2 separate regions of the Homo sapiens genome follow, and region 1 is linked to region 2. The links are chromatin loops, found by intact Hi-C in ENCODE. Cell type or tissue: CD4-positive, alpha-beta T cell. All regions are shown on one strand. Links, peaks and the distances in the headings refer to the core of each region. The heading gives the core; the rest is flanking DNA. Region 1 overlaps ORC4 (origin recognition complex subunit 4). Region 2 overlaps KIF5C (kinesin family member 5C).

Region 1 (9,114 bases), core at 377-8,376, 1.0 Mb before region 2:
CATTTCCCCATGACAGTAAGTCCCCTACAATCTATACCTTTACAAAGGAAGGGATGAATTCTGAAATATATTCACTGACCACTACTTACTGTATCTGTATTTGAAATTTTATAGTTACATGCTAACTAAAGCAGGATGACTAAATAATCTCAAGACTCAATCACATGTATATTCATACTCCCATTTTTCAACTGAGGTGGCTTATTTATTGTAATTCTCCATTCCTATGCTTTCCAAGGGTTGCTTGTTGATAAATTCTAAAAATTATGAAGTACATCCTTTACTGCTCTTGAGGTTTCATGAGTACTTATAACTCTTCTTTCTCATGATGCCTTCCTCAGATCCAAACCCTCACTCAGAGCCTCTTTGTCTACCACACTGATTCTGCATAATGTATTTTAGACTAACTCTGTTTGGCCAACAATAATGATAACTATTCAGTAAACTCTCTGTTTTTTTTGTTTTTTTGTTTTTTTGAGACAGAGTCTCGCTCTGTTGCCCAGGCTGGAGTGCAGTGGCGCTATCTCGGCTCACTGCAAGCTCCACCTCCCGGGTTCACACCATTCTCCTCCCTCAGCCTCCTGAGTAGCTGGGACTACAGGCGCCTGCCACCATGCCCGGCTAATTTTTTGTATTTTTAGTAGAGACGGGGTTTCACCATGTTAGCCAGGATAGTCTCGATTTCCTGACCTCGTGATCCGCCTGCCTCGGCCTCCCAAGGTGCTGGGATTACAGGCGTGAGCCACCGTGCCCAGCCTTAGTAAACTCTCTTAACATCTAAAGACAGAATTAGAAAATAGCTGACACTAACAACTTATTCCTACATATAGCTCAATAGCCATTCAGATGTCAAATGTTTTCCTACCTTAGAAATAGAACATAAAAGCCCTCCATTTAGTTTGCACAACTAACTTAAGCTCCTCATCTTAGGTTAGTTCTAATCACTGTTTTTTAGACTAACATAATCCTAAACTTTGTGGGAGAAGCAACCTGGATGAACTCCTGGTGACAGTCCTTCATGTCAAATTTGAAGTTTGGTCAATTTACCAAATACCTCTCTGCTTGCTGACTAGCAATGGTATACAATGACCTGCCCAAGATGACATAGCTTACTTAACAGCAGCAGTAGCTGTTAGGTCTATTGACTCCCAATCAGAGGTTGGTTAGTCTCAACTGGCATGAAAAAAAACCCTGCAAACATCAGAAAGTTCATCAAAATCATCACTGGGCTTTTCTTTAGGAGACAAAACATAGCAGAGGAATACATTCTGAAAGAACACGGTTATTATAACAGATGTTCAATACCAACAATTCACTTCTCTTTGAATGTCTATGTGTACAATTTGTATTTTTTTCTGTACACATCTTTATTTTTAAGATCATAAACTTTCTTCCCATCGCTAAAAAGGAATACATGTTTCGTACAGAAACTCTGGAATTTTAATTAGGAATTGTGCAGATAAAATGGTAAAAAATGGAATCAGAGAATCTTTCTCCTCTAATAAAACAAAACAAAAAACTGTTAAACAGAAATACTTTAGCAGTAACTAAACAAAGAGACAAGTTAATAATAAACAAGCCTAGAAAATTCTACAGGAGTTCTCCATAGTTCCTAACTTTAACCTCACTCTTAAAAGCTATACTTGCATCAATAAAATCTCCTAAACTCTCATCAATGTATCAAATATGAAAAGAAGAAAACTGATAAAAACTGTAATTCAATTATTAAATTTCAAGCCTAAAAAAAAGAATTCACTGGGACTCAGCCTGAAAAACACCTACAAGGGAGAAAAAAATGCTAAAATATGGTGTCATAATATCTACAAAGTTCTGAGAGAGAGACCAAGACTCATACCTAGCAAAGATGTCACTCACATATAAAGGTAACAGGTATAGCCTTATCAAATAAGAATGAACTTATTTAGTACACAGAGCCAATAAAGCCTTGTGTGGAGTGTGTGTGTTGCAGGAGGATATGGGGAACTCAATGACAAAATCCAGCCAACTAAAGCATAATTAAAAACACAATTTTATACAGACACACACACACATACACACACACACACACACACACACTAGTGACCTTTGAATCCACTAAAATAAAAAACTAAAACCAAAAAAAGGTAAATAATTATAGTAGCAGGTGGAAACATAAGTCGTTACACAGTGAAAATAATCATTCAACAAAAAAATGAAAAAAAAGTGGCATGAATGCATACGGTTGCTAATTTCATTCTTCAGAGTAGAAAGAAAATGTCTAAACTTAAAACATGAAGTGTAAAAAAGGAACTTAAAACTATTTTTTTTTTAGACCCAGGGTCTCACTGTATTGCACAAGCTGGATTTGAATTCCTGGGCTCAAGAGATCCTTCCGTCTCAGCCTCCTAAGTAGCTGGGTCAACACCTTGAGCAGCTTGAAACTTTTTTTAACCTAAGATTGAGATCTTTAAAAAAAAAAAAATCTCTTGGGTTTAATAAATATCTAAAGTCCAGCAATTCCTATAATTTTTATTAGGTTAAAAATGTGGCCTGCCTACACACACACATACTTTTTCAACCAAAATGGGCTCTATTTCATAATATTTGTCATTTAAAAGAACAAGAACTTTCCATATATAGATATATATATGTGTGTGTGTGTGTGTATATATATACACACACACACACACACACAAAAAGTAACATATTTTAAATTATTTTTTCTACAGCTACCATAAGGTAAAAAACAAAAATAAGAATTAGTGGATCAAATTGTTTAAGAAAAAGAACCATGTACCTCAGCTGGATAATCAAAAGTACTCTAGTATTATGAGCATCTTACTAGTAATTACGACGCCAGGAGCTGTAACACTGTGTACCCAAAAAAAAGCATTTAAGGAGAAAACAGGTGTGAACATGTCCGATTTATTTAGTTTCAAAGTTGTCCAAGCACAGGTCAAAGAGGTAACAACAAACAATTTTTCCTATCTTTCATATAAATGGTCAGTAAGGTGGCTGGTGCAAAATAACCCTCTGGAATAAGAAAGTATTGTAGGCTGGGCACAGTGGCTCCCACCTGTAATCCCAGCACTTTGGGAGGCCGAGGCGGGCAGATCATGAGGTGAGGAGATCGAGACCATCCTGGCTAACATGATGAAACCCCATCTCTACTAAAAATACAAAAAATTAGCCAGGTGTGGTGGCCGGCGCCTATAGTCCCAGCTACTTGGGAGGCTTAGGCAGGAGAATGGTGTGAACCCGGGAGGCGGAGCTTGCAGTGAGCCAAGATAGAGCCACTGCACTCCAGCCTGGGCAACAGAGCGAGACTCTGTCTCAAAAAAAAAAAAAAAAGAAAGTATTGTAATATGTTTACCTATAAATATCTATCCAAAAAATAAGAGCTAAATTAAACTTAACTAATATTTAATATATACATTGACAAATTTTACTTGGTCTCTGTATCAGCAGGTCAAGTCATGTTACTCAACCCAGACGCCCTAAGGAAAGGGAAGAGTTCAAGATCAATAACAAGAAGGGGTTCCGAGTGGCACCATCACATATTCATTTACTGTCAGCTCATTAATACACAATGTAGGTATATGAATCCAGTTTGGAGACATTACTGAATCCAGCTGACTTACTGAATTTTTTTTTTTTTTTGAGACAGAATCTCGCTCTGTCGCCCTGGTGGGAGTGCAAGGTTGCAATCTTGGCTCACTGCAACCTCCGCCTCCTGGGTTCAAGCTATTCTCCTGCCTCAGGAGATAGGAGCTGGGATTACAGGCATGTGCCACCATGCCTGGCTAATTTTTGCATTTTTAGTAGAGATGGGGGTTTCACCATGTTGGCCAGGCTGGTCTCGAACTCCTGACCTCAAGTGATCCACCCACCTTGGCCTCAGTTGGGATTACAGGCCTGAATCACCACGCCCAGCCTCACTTGCTGAATTTAAAGATGTTATTATTTTTAAAATGTAAGTGAAATAATCTCAGCTGTTCCAACTGCAGCTTTTTCCTGGAATGAAAAATGGCTGCCTGTCAACAGCATGCTGCTTAGTAAATAAAAAACAAAAAGCAAAAAAAAAAAAAAGATTTACTTCATCTGGAATTTTAAAATAAAAGTAGGAAAGAAACTGCTTTTTAGAAGAAATTTGTGTTATAGGGCATTTTGAAAATGTTTCCAACACTGATTTTATAGCCAAAAATTAGGTGTTACCTATAAAAATTCTCATATCTATACACTTAAAACATTTATAAACATAACTTTTTATTCTATTCACAAATATTTCTGTAAATAATGTAAGTTTTATATGTGTTGACCTAAAAGGAAAGAAGTTGAGGCAAAATTAATAACATACATAGAGAGTTCATTTGAGCCAAGCTTGAGGGTTGCAACCAAGGAGCATAAATTCAAGTTGCCCTGAATATGCTCATTAGCAGCAGTAACAAGTAGATTTTTAAAGAGAAAAAGAAAAATAAAAAGGCACGCTCTGAGTTGTTCACCAAGAATCTACATTAAAATAACAAACTATCCATTGGCTACAGAGTGGCAGGGGGTAGGGAGTTGGGGTGGAGTATGGGGGCATAACTGAAGTCCCATACTACTCACATCTCTCTGGGCCTGCATACCTCAGAGCTCAGACTGTTCTGAGCATTTTTTGTTTTCTCATACCCATTTGTTAAAAATATAAAAACATACCACTTTTCGGCTGGGCGCAGTGGCTCACACCTGTTATACCAGCACTTTGGGAGACTGAGGTGGGCAGATCACTTGAGGTCAGGAGTTTGAGACGAGCCTGGCCAACATGGTGAAACTCCATCTCTACTAAAAATACAAAAATTAGCCAGGTGTGGTGGCACGTGCCTGTAATCCCAGCTACTCAGGAGACTTGAGGCAGGAGAACTGCTTGAACCCAGGAGGCGGAGGTTGCAGTGAGCCAAGATCGCCAACACTGCACTCCCACCAGGGCAATAGGGCGAGACTCATCTCAAAAACAACAACAATAGGAACAACAACAACAAGAAACAAAAACCATGCACCACTTTCCAAGAACACTAATTTATATCAAGTTTTTCTTAGTTTGGAATAAGAACTAACACATCAAGAGAAGATGAAATTGGCTAACAACTCCTACAAAAACCTTGGTAAAATTAGTGGATGAGACTAGAAAATATAATTCAAAAATACACAAATGATCATGTATTATTTTCTCTAATACCCTTACTTTGAGGCAAAACCTTACAGCTCCAGCAGATGGGGGCATTACTTTGTGAAAAGAACTCTTAGTAAATTAAAAAGATGTTTAATACTGCTTTCTTTCCAGATGGTGGCAGAAGAAAACACCGAAAACAATACCACTACCCCACTCCCTTTATTAGAAAAAAGTTAAAATACAAATTCTATTACTGTTTACCTAGGACCTAACTTCACACGGCTGACATTTCTCAAAGATAGGTAAGTATGGACAAAATTTCAGAACTTTGCCTCTCTTCAGTTCGATAAAATGTTCTTGATTTGCTAGCTAAACAGTCAAATAACGTAAAATGAAAGGTATTTTAGGAGAAATTTGAAGGTGGTTTCCATGTTTTGTTACTGTCCTTTGAGATGAAACTGAGGCAAGAAAAATACATTTAAGCTGTTTTTCAGTCCATCAGAATTAGTTTTCATTCTTTTTTCTCCCCCAGTTGGATTGTTTGTACAGAGGTAAAGATTAAAATAGAGTTAAAAGAATGGTTGAGTGTGGGGAGAAATAAGGGCCAATACTGATATATATTCCAAGTTAGAAAATAAGTAAACTCTGTTAGTTCTTCCTAAAGAGATCAGCTCAAAAATGCTATCTATATCAAGTTGGGGCACAGCCTCTGGTGAGATGTTTCCTTGAGTTCTCCAGAGCTGAAGAATAATTCCACACAAATCAACTTTTGGACCACAGGTGAATAAACCATGGTAATTACTGACAGTTTTGTAAAATCTTTTTTTCCTCCTCATTTGTTGCCAGTGAATATTAAAAGGACACAATTTACTTAAGGACACATTCAGATTAAATGATTCCAAGGTTTGATAACCTTTAGTTAAGTAATATGATGCCATGATATTTTCTCATTGATATTAAAATGAAGAAAAATATTTTATAATGTCTTGGTACTTAAACTGATTAAATAATTGAAAAGGCTTGCAATTCTCCAGAAAAGCCATGTTCTCTCTAACCTCTGAATTTCAGTAATCTTCACTAGTACATGGCAGTATGTCTGGAATCATATATACACAGACACACACAACCACACATACATATATATACACACATATGAATATAAACGTATATACATATATATCTTTTTTTTTTTTTTTTGAGCTGGACTTTCACTCTGTCGCCTGGCTGGAGTGCAGTGGCACCATCTCAGCTCACTGCAACCTCCACCTCCAGGGTTCAAGCGATTCTCCTGCCTCAGCCTCCTGAGTAGCTGGGATTACAGGCATGCGCCACCACGCTCGGCTAATTTTTGTATTTTTAGTAGAGATGGGGTTTCACCATATTGGCCAGGCTGGTCTCGAACTCCTGACCTGGTGATCCGCCCACCTCAGCCTCCCAAAGTGCTGCTGGGATTACAGGCGTGAGCCACTGCACCCCATACATATATATCTTTTAATAAGTGTACTTACTTTATAAAGTACCTATTAGAGCCTTGATATTCATGAATAAGCCAATAAAGTTGTTTTCAAGAACATGGGAGGTAAATAGTTATGAAATAAACAACCCCCAGAAGGATAATCAGAGAGTTAATACTATGATATGTTCAGTAAAGAAAGACATTTAGAAATTACTACAGTTGGCCGGGCATGGTGGCTCACACCTGTAATCCCAGCACTTTGGGAGGCTGAGGCGGGTGGATCACCTGAGTTCAGGAGTTTGAGACCAGACTAGACAACATGGTGAAACCCCGTCTCTACTAAAAATACAAAATTAGCCAGGTGTCGTGGTGCGTACCTGTAATCCCAGATACTCGGGAAGCTGAGACAGGAGAATCGCTTGAACCGGGGAGGCGGAGGCTGCAGTAAGCGGAGATTGCACCACTGCACTCCAACCAGGGCAAGACAGAGCAAGACTCCGTCTCACAAAATGAAAAAAAGACATTACTACAGTTGTTTTGATTATTAACCATGGAATACACCTTGTAAATGATACAAAGTATCAATTCTGCAGTAGTGTTGATGAATGAATAAAAAAGAAATACTAGTTGGAGGACTTCTTTAAAGTATACGTCTTAAAATGCATTTACTTCTGAATTATATAGGCTAACAAAAGAACTAACACAAATTTGCAACGTATTTAGAAATCCTTTAGAAGCTTTGGAAATGCATTATATGATCTTACTGGCACTGACATAACTACATCTTAAATATTATAGTGATCAACAGTAGTCTATGTTCTCTGAGCACATGGAAGTAGGCTACCTTCAGGATTTAAGCTTGTGAATCCAAGCTAATGTGTTTAATTGGATGGATAAATAGTATAAGGGCGACAGACACTTGAATCAACGAAAACTTTTTTTTGTTTTTGGTTTAAGAGATGGGGCTTCCCTCTGTCAACTAGGGCAGTGGCACGATAATAGCTCACTGAAGTCATGAACTCCTGGCCTCAAGCAATCCTCCTGACTCAGCCTCCTAAATAGCTGGGATTACAAGTGTGAGGTACTGCCCCTGACAAAAATATCATTTTTGTGAAGGATGGTTGCATTATATGGGACACAAGATTTAAGACTAGGGCACTAAAATTGGTGGGTGAGAAGGCACATGTAGACAAATTTTCCTTGAAAAGCCCCAAACTACACATAAATTACAGAACTGTACTTTCTTGCAATATCAATTACTTCAGGGTATATGTTCATTTGAGAAGAATAATGAATAGAATACTGTCCACTATTCAAATAAATTTTTCCTTTGCCACGTTTACAGACTTGAGTTTACTTAAATGTAAGTATGATACTGCTAGGGCTAAGGAAATGATACTCCAAAATAAAGTCCTCCAAAGCAGCTCTCTCTGACCATCTCCTAACTTCCTGTCTCTGGCCTCTCATTCTCCTGAGGCTAGCCACTGAAACTACCATCCCTCGTCCCCAAGGTAGTCCACAGAAACCAGAACTCCCTTTCCCCAAAGCCAGCCACAGAACCTAAATATATTACTCTAATGTTCCCTGCCCTCATCTTTCTGTGTAAAAACTAACTATAAAGACATATCTGACCTATTCTGTTTGATTGTAGGTCATAGGATCCCCATTCCAGAAAGGGTGCTGTTCCATACCCGGAAGGAAAGAATGCTGCACAGAGAGGCCAAGAAGAATCTATACAGACAGGCAGGCCTTGCTGGGTTTCCCCACTCAGTATATGGCTGTCCAGACTTTGCTGAACCTAAGCATACCAATGGGCAGTTTTCTCCTATATCTTTAGGTCTTTATTCTGAAGGCTCCCATGTCACGTAACACCAAGATCAAATAAAATCATATGCCCTTTCTCCTATTAATCTGCCTTTTTTCAGCTGATTTTCAAAGAACCTTCAGAGGCTGAAAGGGAAGTTTTTTCTTGGCCCCTACAATATGCTACAACTCCAGTAAGTTAATTAGTAAATATTAAACTATTTTTGGAAGGAAAAAAAACTGAAAATAACATTGCTTTAGAGATAAATTATTTAAGAATTGCTAGAAATTACCCTAGAAATTATCCTAGAAAAATCTTAAAATTTTCCCTAAAAACTTTTAGGAATAATACATTGTTTCTAATGAGACCCTTCAGCTTATGCAAAAAGCACAGGAGACTAAATTCTAGAGTCAACGAAACGATATTCTCCAATTCTGTTTTGCTAATGAATATGTTGTCCATCCCCCCATCAGCATGCTTAGGTAATCTTGCAAGGATAAATGGAAATGTCAGTTGACATTTACAATGAAATAGGATTTTTAGACAGTTGTGCTTTTTGGGTGGGAAAAGGAGAGCTAAAAATTAGGGGGTTGGGGGCTTAAAAAAGACAGCATTATATGGCTTAGAACTTTGGTACCCTACCTTCATCCTTTTCTGCAATCCCTTTTACTCCCCAAAGTTAAAAGGCTATCAATGGGACAATAATTGATGATCAACTATGAA
Region 2 (9,114 bases), core at 730-8,729:
TTGTTTTGGTGCCATGGCTCAACAATGTCAAGTTCTCAGGCTTTTTCTCTGTTTCCTTTCTCCTGTCCTCAGCTTGTTTCCTTTTCATAATCCAGAGGATTATGCCTCATGGTAGCAAAATAGCTGCTGTAGTACCAATCATCACATCCTCACTCAACCACATCCAAGGCAGGATGGGCTGAAAAGGCCAACTTCTTTAATCCAGGAGGGAAACATATCCCAGAAGTCCCCAGGAGACATATCCTTACACTTCATTGGCCAGAACTGGATCACATGACCACTCCACATTTCTGGGAAAGCAAAGGGGACTGGGATTACTATAATTGGCATAGACCAATCATGATGAATCCCTTGGGGTTGTACATATTGGTGCTCTTGGTTATTTGTTTATTTATTTATTTATTTATTTTGAGACAAACTTTTGCTTTGTCACCCAGGCTGGAGTGCAGTGGCGCAATCTCAGCTCACTGCAACCTCTGCCTCCTGGGTTCAACCAATTCATGTGCCTCAGTCTGCCGAGTAGCTGGGATTACAGGCATGTGCCACCAGGCCCTGCTAATTTTTTTATTATTATTATTTTTTTAAGTGGAGATGGGGTTTCTCCATATTGGCCAGGCTGGTCTCGAATTCCTGGCCTCAAGTGATTCGCCTGCCTCTGCCTCCCAAAGTGCTGGGAATACAGGCGTGAGCCACCACACCTGGCCATTGGTGCTGTTGACAGCGAGAAAGTAAGAGATGTGGGGATAATAGGGGTGGTATAAAGTTGTCCAGAAACTAGGAATAGAAGGAAGAGATAGAGTTAAAAATGGTATCAGCCCAGAACAGGTAACAATTTGCTGGAATATAGAAAGGCTATTGTTGTTATTAACCAAAAAGACAGGGTAGAGACATTTTTAAAACAAAACAAAAAGCTTTATTGAGGTATAATTTACATAAAGCTGCACATATTTAAAGTATACAGTCTGAGAAATTTTGACGTATGTGTACAGTCATGAAACCATCAGCACCGTTAAGATAATGAATGTCCCCATCTCCCCCAAAAGTATGTGGGGGCAGTTTCTGGTCTCTCTATTTTGTTTCATGGATCAAATCTTCCTGCCAATACCACAATGTTTTGATCACCATAGCTTTATAATAATACAGCATCTTATACAAAGGAGTCATTGATGAATATATGTTGATTTTGTTGAGCTGGGGAATGGTATTACATTGCTTACCTTACATGTCACAATTCCCTGAAACCAAATTCTTTGAATTTAGCCATTTTATCTTTAAAAGGCTGAATTCTACATCAGTCTGCTTAGTGGGGACACTCAGGTCGTGAGCTGGGATTGTTAAATACTGGAAAATGCTCCCAAGATCAGGCTTCCTTTTGTAGACTATTTCTGGGAAATGTTGAAAGCCGTTTTTGGATGGTGTAACAGGTCCCAGCTTAGAGTACATGACCGCTCGTAAATGTAACCATTCTTTCATGGAACCTTTATTGTAACTGATTATTTCATAAATCCTTGTGAATGAATCTAATTCTAGCACAGACTTCTCAGATACTATAGAGTTAATCTTATTAAGCTTCAATTTGGTGATTTTATATTTGAAGATTTAATTTTTTGAACCATACATTGGTGTTGAGCAATAAAATTCGATGTGAGGTGATTAAATGGCCTCACAATATGAAGGTGGAGTTGATATATGGGAAGTTGATGCTTGCTGCTGATAACGATAAAGGAAGAAGGTATTTTTATGCTAAGTTCTAAAATAGAGCTGATGAAAATGCTAATGAAATCAGGAGTGTCTGGGTGCTTCAGTATTGAAAAAAGAGTCTTTACCTTTGGGAATCTGAACTATGATTGAGATTGAGATTGTTTTTAAATACTCAATTGGATATTTTTGAGATTATTTTTGGATTCCAGACATTGGATGTCCTAGTTAATTTCATTGATAGCCATCATTTCTATCATTCTGGTTTTTTTCATATAATTATGAGTTCATCATTAGGGTGATAAGAGCTAAGGGAGTAGTTGTATGACTTTGGATGAGTGACTGTACTTCTTTGGGCTTCATTTTTCTAATTTATAAAATGACAAGATAAGCTCAGACAGTATCAAAAATTGTCGGCTCAGAAATTACTTGACTTCTGCACATTTGTTTTAGATTTATCCTTATAGGTACAGGTACTTTTCTTATTGGTCATGACTATGAATTGATATAGTAATTCTTTTGATATAGGAAAATGAACAGATCAAGGGAATTTGTTTCAGTGGTTTTGTATTTTTATTCCTAAAATGCCATTTAATTTTCACAAGGTCCCTCCTGGTAGGGCTCTGGGATGGGGGAAAAATATGACTATTGGAGCCTTCCCCAGTCCACAGTTCTAGAATATGACAGCTCTGAAAAGCCAGAAAACAGAAAAACCCATATATCCCCAGCTCAATCATGTCTTGAAACATTTCCAGAGTCCAGTCATTTTGTTTCATCAACAAAACAAGATGAGTCCAGCATATAACAAGATGAGCCCAATGTTAACTTTATCGAAGTTTATGAGTGAGCCTTCTCTTCCTTTCATGTACTGGTGGCACTGAACTGTCAACAGAAGTATGATGAGGTCCATACATTTGGAAAGGAGAGCTTTATTTTTCATAATGGGTTGCAGCCTGCAGGGTGGCCACTCTTACAGGTTGGGAAGTGTAGCCTTTGGCCAGAAGCCAGAAAGAAGCACTTTGAGGATGGGAAGAATGACAGGGACTTATGTTTTTCACAGGGTGGCCAAATAAACTTATTCAACAGGTTACAGGAGGAGCTATGAAGATTCATGAAGGAGTGGCATGTGCATGTGTAGTAGGAAAACATGTATGCAACATGGGTCCCATGTTCACTTTTATTTGGAGACTTAACATTTAAATGTATTATAATTAGGCCCTGTACATCAAAGGGTGAAGCAGAGGATATGAAGGCTGTGTGCAGCCTTAGTAGCCTGGCCAGAACCAGAACCACTTCATGGTTGGTGGTCTCTCGTTGGGGAAGGAACTTTGGTTGGTGGTTGTGTTGAAATTGCAAAAGAGAGGGGCAGGGGCAGGCTGTGGTTATCAGCAGTGAAGCAGTGGAGTGAATATTTCAAAAGGGCTGGCTTCTGTTTAACCCTTGGGGAAGAAAGCCTAATGCTGATTGGCGAGGGAGGGTGTATGACCAGGCGTTTCCAACTTCCCAATCTGTCCTGGGCTGGAACTCGGTATTTAACATTTCTCTGGGGTCTCCTTGGCCACGAGGGGGTCTGTTCAGTCATTCGGGGGGTTAGGATTTTATTTGTATTTCTTGGGGCCTACCTTACCTTGCTACCTTCAAAGGAATTTAGCCAGAACCTGAATAGAAGTTGAGGTAGAGTAAATGAACTGAATTGGACTGGCTGCCTTATTTTCTTTTGGCCCACACTGACTTCTTTTTGTCCCATTCTAACTTTTATGACTTTAAATGTGAACATGCACCTTACTTACCTTGGGTGTGGCCTAGGAATGGCAGTAGTTCATCATCGTGCACAGCCACTCCATGCTTGAGAGATGGGGGTAGGGAGGTGGAGAGGTAGGGATGACTCCCTGTATAGGCAGGTAGAAGCAGCAGGCCACATCTTCCATAGATTTCATGACGGTGTGGTCTTTTCTCCTGGGTTGGTCATTGATACTGGATCCCATGGTCTAGTATGTACTACTGGGGGCATTATCAGACTCTGGGACAGTTATAAATAAAATTTCAGCAGCAAACTGATTTTTTTTTTTTTTAAATAACAGTGTCCTGAAATTACTGGAAACTTTTGAACATGAAACCACTAAATATATGAACTTTGTAGTGGTAAGAAACCTCACAGTTAAAACCCCTTTGTTAGGGGTATTGTTTTTATCCATCAGGCACAAACTCAAAATCTCCTTTTAGATCTCCAAGGACAGGAACTGGCTTCAGAAGTTATAGCTCTGGTTTGGGAGAAGAAATGTCTAGCTCTTATTTTGGAGGAAGCCCATCTTTATACATATCTATATTTTTACTCTTCCTCAATTTACATGGGATCTAGGCATAAAAGACAAAGTGTCCTACTTTGACAGACCTGGAAAAGAAGAGGAATTCATTCTCTTCCCAGGGTGCCAGAGCTTCTGGCTCAGCAGCGTTTTCCTACCAGGAGCTGGTGTAGGCTGTGAATTCCATGTGGAAGAGATGGGTTTTACTTTGTCTTTCTGCAGAGGCTGGACAAGATGTAAGATACACCTGGTCAGGCTCAGGAAGGTGTTTCTCATCCTTCTCCTACACTGGACTAAAGACAGTGGCAGAACACACTCAACTTAAAGATTGCATGCTTTTCTCACCCAGTGTCTCCATGCCATTAGAATAGAAAAGGAATATAGTGAGGAGTGGTTTTGGTAGGCAGATCTTTGGCAGTCGGAAGTAAAATGGGTTTAACAAGGACCTCCATGAAGGTAGAGTCAGAAATAGATACTTGTCAATTTTCTTGCTGTTGACATACATTCTGCAGTATTGTTGACACTGGAGTCACTTGACATGTACTATTGTTGAACTTTTTTAATTTTTAATTTTTATTTCAGTAGGTTTTTGGAGGACAGGTGGTGTTTGGTTACATGGATAAGTTCTTTAGTGGTGATTTCTGAGATTTTGGTGCACCCATCACCTAAGCAGTGTACACTGTACCCAGTGTGTGCTCTTTTATCCCTCACCCCACTTCCCACCCTTTCTTCCAAGTCCCCAAAGTCCATTGTATCATTCGTATGCCTTTGTGTCCTCATAGCTAGCTCCCACTTATGAGTGAGAATATACGATGTTTGGTTTTCCATTCTTGAGTTATTAATACTTCACTTAGAATAATAGTCTCCAATTCCACCCAGGTTGCTCCGAATGCCACTATTCCATTCCTTTTTATGGCTGGGTAGTATTCCATGATTTTACACACACACACACACACACACACACACACACCACATTTTCTTTATCTACTCATTGACTGATGGGCATTTGGGCTGGTTCCATATTTTTGCAATTGCAAATTGTGCTGCCGTAAACATGCACGTCTTTTTCATGTAATGACATCTTTTCTTTGGGTAGATACCCAGTAGTGGGATTGCTGGATTGAGTGGCATATCTACTTTTAGTTCTTTAAAGAATCTCCACACTGTTTTCCATAGTGGTTGTACTAGTTTACGTTCCCACCAGCAGTGTAAAAGCATTCCCTGTTCATCACTTCCATGCCAACATCTATTTTTTTTTATTTTTTTTATTATGGCCATTCTTGCAGAAGCAAGGTGGTTTCACATTGTGGTTTTGATTTGCATTTCACTGATAATTAATGATGTTGAGCCTTTTCTATATGTGTGTTGGCTATTTATATTGTTGTTGAATTCTTATGGTAAGGTTGATGCCAAACTACAGGCACTCAGCAGTTTCTAGTGTACTTCATATTTGCTACCAAATTTCAGGGCTGATACCTGGTTCCATTTTTTTAGCCCTCAAATGTTTACTGAACAGATAGTGATATGATGAGTGAATGACATCAATAACGACATAGGTGGGCACTCAGAGTGTACTGTGGAACATCAAAAAACCACGGTTGGAGTCATTGTCTTTCAACCAGTGGAAGCCTGTGTTTCTGCGCTGGATTCTGGACAGGGCTCTTTGTTTTCTCTTAAGGTGCTAGGCTGCACTCTGGTGGCTAAACAAAATATGCACACAGTTACTTGCTCATTTGGTCAATTGCTCTTAAAGACCATGTTTGCATTTCAGCGGATGGGTTTCTATCCCAAGTAGCTTGCTTCAACTTTTGTTTCAAGTAGAGCTTTGAAACTTAGAAACTAAATATAGATCATGCGGGAATGCTGGCTGTCAGAATCTTCTTTTCTAAGGTGGATTTAGACTGTTGTTCTCAGATGATCTTAAATAATGAGCTAGATTACTGTCTGTTTGGAAGGAACAGGTGTGAAAAGGCAAAGGAAAATAGACTGGTAGTAGTAATGAAAAGTTATGCTGAGAAACCTTCATCAAGAAGCCCTTTGGTAATTCATAGTACATTCTTATTTATTCGATTTTCTGTTTAATTGAGGACTACATAGAAACACCTTTTTATTTCAATCCTTGTTTATAGAAACATATTCAAGGCATTACACTACTTGTCTACCTGAATAAGCACACTATAGAGAACATTAATGAAGTTTTGATTTGAGTTTTTATAGGAATTCAGCATCACCTTTCGGAGCATTGGGTGTCGCTGCTGTTACAGAGATGTAAGGTGTAAGACATTGAATGGAATACCTTTTTGAAGTTATCTCCTTTTAAAAATCTTCAGTGTTTCTTCTTATGCTGTCATTTCTCTTTCTAAAAATTGATGGTAATGAAAAACCTAGTTAATTGAGGATTATATTTAGTAGGGGGTTTCAACTGAAAGTTTCACCTGAGGTGTAGGAGAACTTGGGGTTGAATGTTTAGTACTTTCCGCTTGTCCTTTAATTAGGATTCTGAACCAGAAATCCATGGACACCTTGGGGATCCAGGGGCAGGTTTCCAGGGAGTCCGTGAACCTATGGAAATTGTGGGCAACATTTGAGTGTGTCCCCTTCTTTGCTCAGTTGGCAGATGTGAATGGAGTCATTGAGGAGGAGTTTACCATGGCCCGCCTGTACATCAGCAAGATGAAGTCAGAGGTCAAGTCCCTGGTGAACCGCAGCAAACAGCTCGAGAGCGCCCAGATGGACTCCAACAGGAAGATGAATGCCAGCGAGCGGGAGCTGGCAGCCTGCCAGCTGCTCATCTCCCAGGTGGGCCCTTCCCTTCCCCATCATTGCACTCTTGTTGTCTTGAGATCTGCTCCCTCCATGCCCTTGCTGGTGCTGATGGTGCACCTTAGGCTTAGTTGAGGGACTGCTTTGTGTAAGCTTGGCCTCCCCAGGTGATGGCAGCCCAGGTCTATTCCTAGGGCTACATTTTGTTGTGTGAAATAGATGAATTCTGTTGAGTCCGTTCCCTTTTTCGAGGATATATCTATCTACCCATCCATAGATGGATGGCTAGCTAGCTAATGAATGTAAAAGATTGGGTGGAATCTCTAAAACTCCTGTAAGTAAGGCAATATTCCCTCATCTTTTAATCTCTACCATAGGTCCACTTTAATATGGAAAAACAGAAACTACTACTAATAGTAGTAGTAGCAGGTGGCATTTTATTGAGTGTTTACTATGTACCATACACTGTGCTAAGTACTTCACATGCATTTTCTCACTTAATCTGAAAAAAATCCTGGTAGGCAGGTTTTATTATTATTCCTCAGATAGGCAGCTGAGATTTAGACTAAATGTCTGTCCAAACACCTACAGCCCGTGAATGACAGAGCTAGGACTCAAAAAAATGTGTGTGAACCCAAAACCCATGTCTTCAAGGGCTTTTCAAGCCCGAGGGTACATTTCACTTGCCTATTGAGTAAGGCTGCTCTTCTTCCTATTGGAGTGGCATTTTCAGTTTAATAAGGTAGCTTCAGAAAACAGCAACCCAGTTTCTGGGCTACCACTGATATCTGAGCTTGGTATTTGGGTCTGACGTTTCCAGGAGGGGTCTAGTTGTATACTACTTGCTGCTTTATGCCAGGCATTAAAATAGGCTGTCATTTGGAGTAAACAGGAAACAGATACCAACATGGATTGGTGTGTCAAATAATACTGAGGCGGACAAAAGCACACTTTATTCTGGTATGCTTTTAACCATAATAATGTGTAATCATAGAAACATCTCCAACCTCTCTGTCTAAAATGGATCCACAAGGTTCCATTTTATAACCAGCATAATAAGCAGAAATGTATTGAAAAGATTATTCAGTGCTAATATGTGATAGTAAAATTGATATATTCATACATTGTTGATAAAAGTATAATTTGGTCAGTCCTTTTGGGAAGCACCGTGGAAATCAGAAACCATAAAAATGTAAGTATAATTTAGTCCAGTAATTTCACTGACAGTATTTTTCATTGTTAATGAAAATGAAAAAAATTTATTTCATATGGTATTCTCATTTCCTGATTAAAAATATTAAAAGCTTTTATGCAAGGTATTGAAGACAGTGTTATTTTGCATTATAATAAAATAAATTGCCCAAATATCCATTGATAGACTAATAAGATAAAGTTACATGGAATAATATTATGCAGCTCTTATAAAAAATGTAAAAACCTAGCCATTGGGAAAGTCTAATGGTATAAAGTTAAGTGAAAATGAAAATGCTGAGTTGGATTTATATTGTGCTTTGCATTCCTGCAGCTAAGACCAGGAATATCAGGGGGAAATAGTCCATAGATTGGTTTATGGTTTACACCACTTTTTCTGGATTTGCTTTAGAACTTTATTTTTTTATGATTATATAGTTGTTATTTATAAAAAATTAAAATAAAAATGATATGCATTAGGCAACAGTGTACCTCATCTGTGATTTCTAGGTCATCTATGATACCAAAAGCATGTGTTTTGGCCAGCCTGCCTCTAACATTTCGGGGCCAAGGCAAGGGTACTCATGGAGACCCCATGGCCTGCAGCCCACCCTCTTCTCTTTCAAGCTGGACATACCAGCTCCATGTCCAACTCCCTTTTGCACCCGGTGTGAACTGATGGAACTGTTAGATGCCGGCTGCCATTTGTTTAAATGGGTGAGGAAGAGGTAGTGCCAGCCCTGGCCTTCAGACCTGGAGTAGGAAGTTTCTAGGTCCCCAGTACTCTGAGGGTGGTCTATAGGGGACATAGGTTCAGATGGACATGTTCCTTTGGCCTGTGAACTCTTTGCTTAGTGGAGTAGGGTGTAGCCAGAGGAGGGCCCAGTGGGGTGCTCTGAATCGTCCAGGTCTCAGACTGACACTGACTTTGCTGTATGAGATCAGAGTCGAGAATATTATGATGTGTTGAGTTTAAAGAGTACCTGTTCTAAAGTTCTCTTTCTGCATCAGCAACAAACACAGCTTCCATTAGGTGGAGGTTTGCACTCTGCTACAATTCATGCATAGCAAAGATTCGACCATTATTTCCTGAGGTTCAAAAGTAACAGAAACCATGGCTGTTTATATTCTGATGTGATCTAAGGAATCTGACACAGTC

The links. Peaks named below come from ENCODE experiments on the same cell type or tissue, not always from the same donor. Only the 100,000 strongest peaks of a DNase experiment are listed, where the experiment ranks them.
Region 1: it touches region 2 in a loop (18-fold over the local background); 27 of 110 quality-filtered maps call a loop at or near these places.

Annotation. Positions count from the first base shown.
Region 1 is chr2:147,984,739-147,993,852 of GRCh38, forward strand. All of the region lies in intron 1 of ORC4 (origin recognition complex subunit 4), which reads right to left. LOC105373674 (a long non-coding RNA gene) reads left to right here. Exons shown (of 5, transcript XR_007087258.1): 3 at 3,445-3,570; 4 at 5,303-5,433; 5 at 8,239-8,497. Among named protein-coding and RNA genes, the nearest start is that of ORC4, 31 kb to the right of the region's middle. In CD4-positive, alpha-beta T cell, for the core only: CTCF peaks have their summits at 5,283 (motif pointing right) and 5,486; a DNase peak (open chromatin) is centred at 5,263.
Region 2 is chr2:148,984,399-148,993,512 of GRCh38, forward strand. KIF5C (kinesin family member 5C) reads left to right here. Exons shown (of 26, transcript NM_004522.3): 16 at 6,612-6,800. Among named protein-coding and RNA genes, the nearest start is that of LYPD6B, 50 kb to the right of the region's middle. In CD4-positive, alpha-beta T cell, for the core only: a CTCF peak has its summit at 5,701 (motif pointing left); a DNase peak (open chromatin) is centred at 5,683.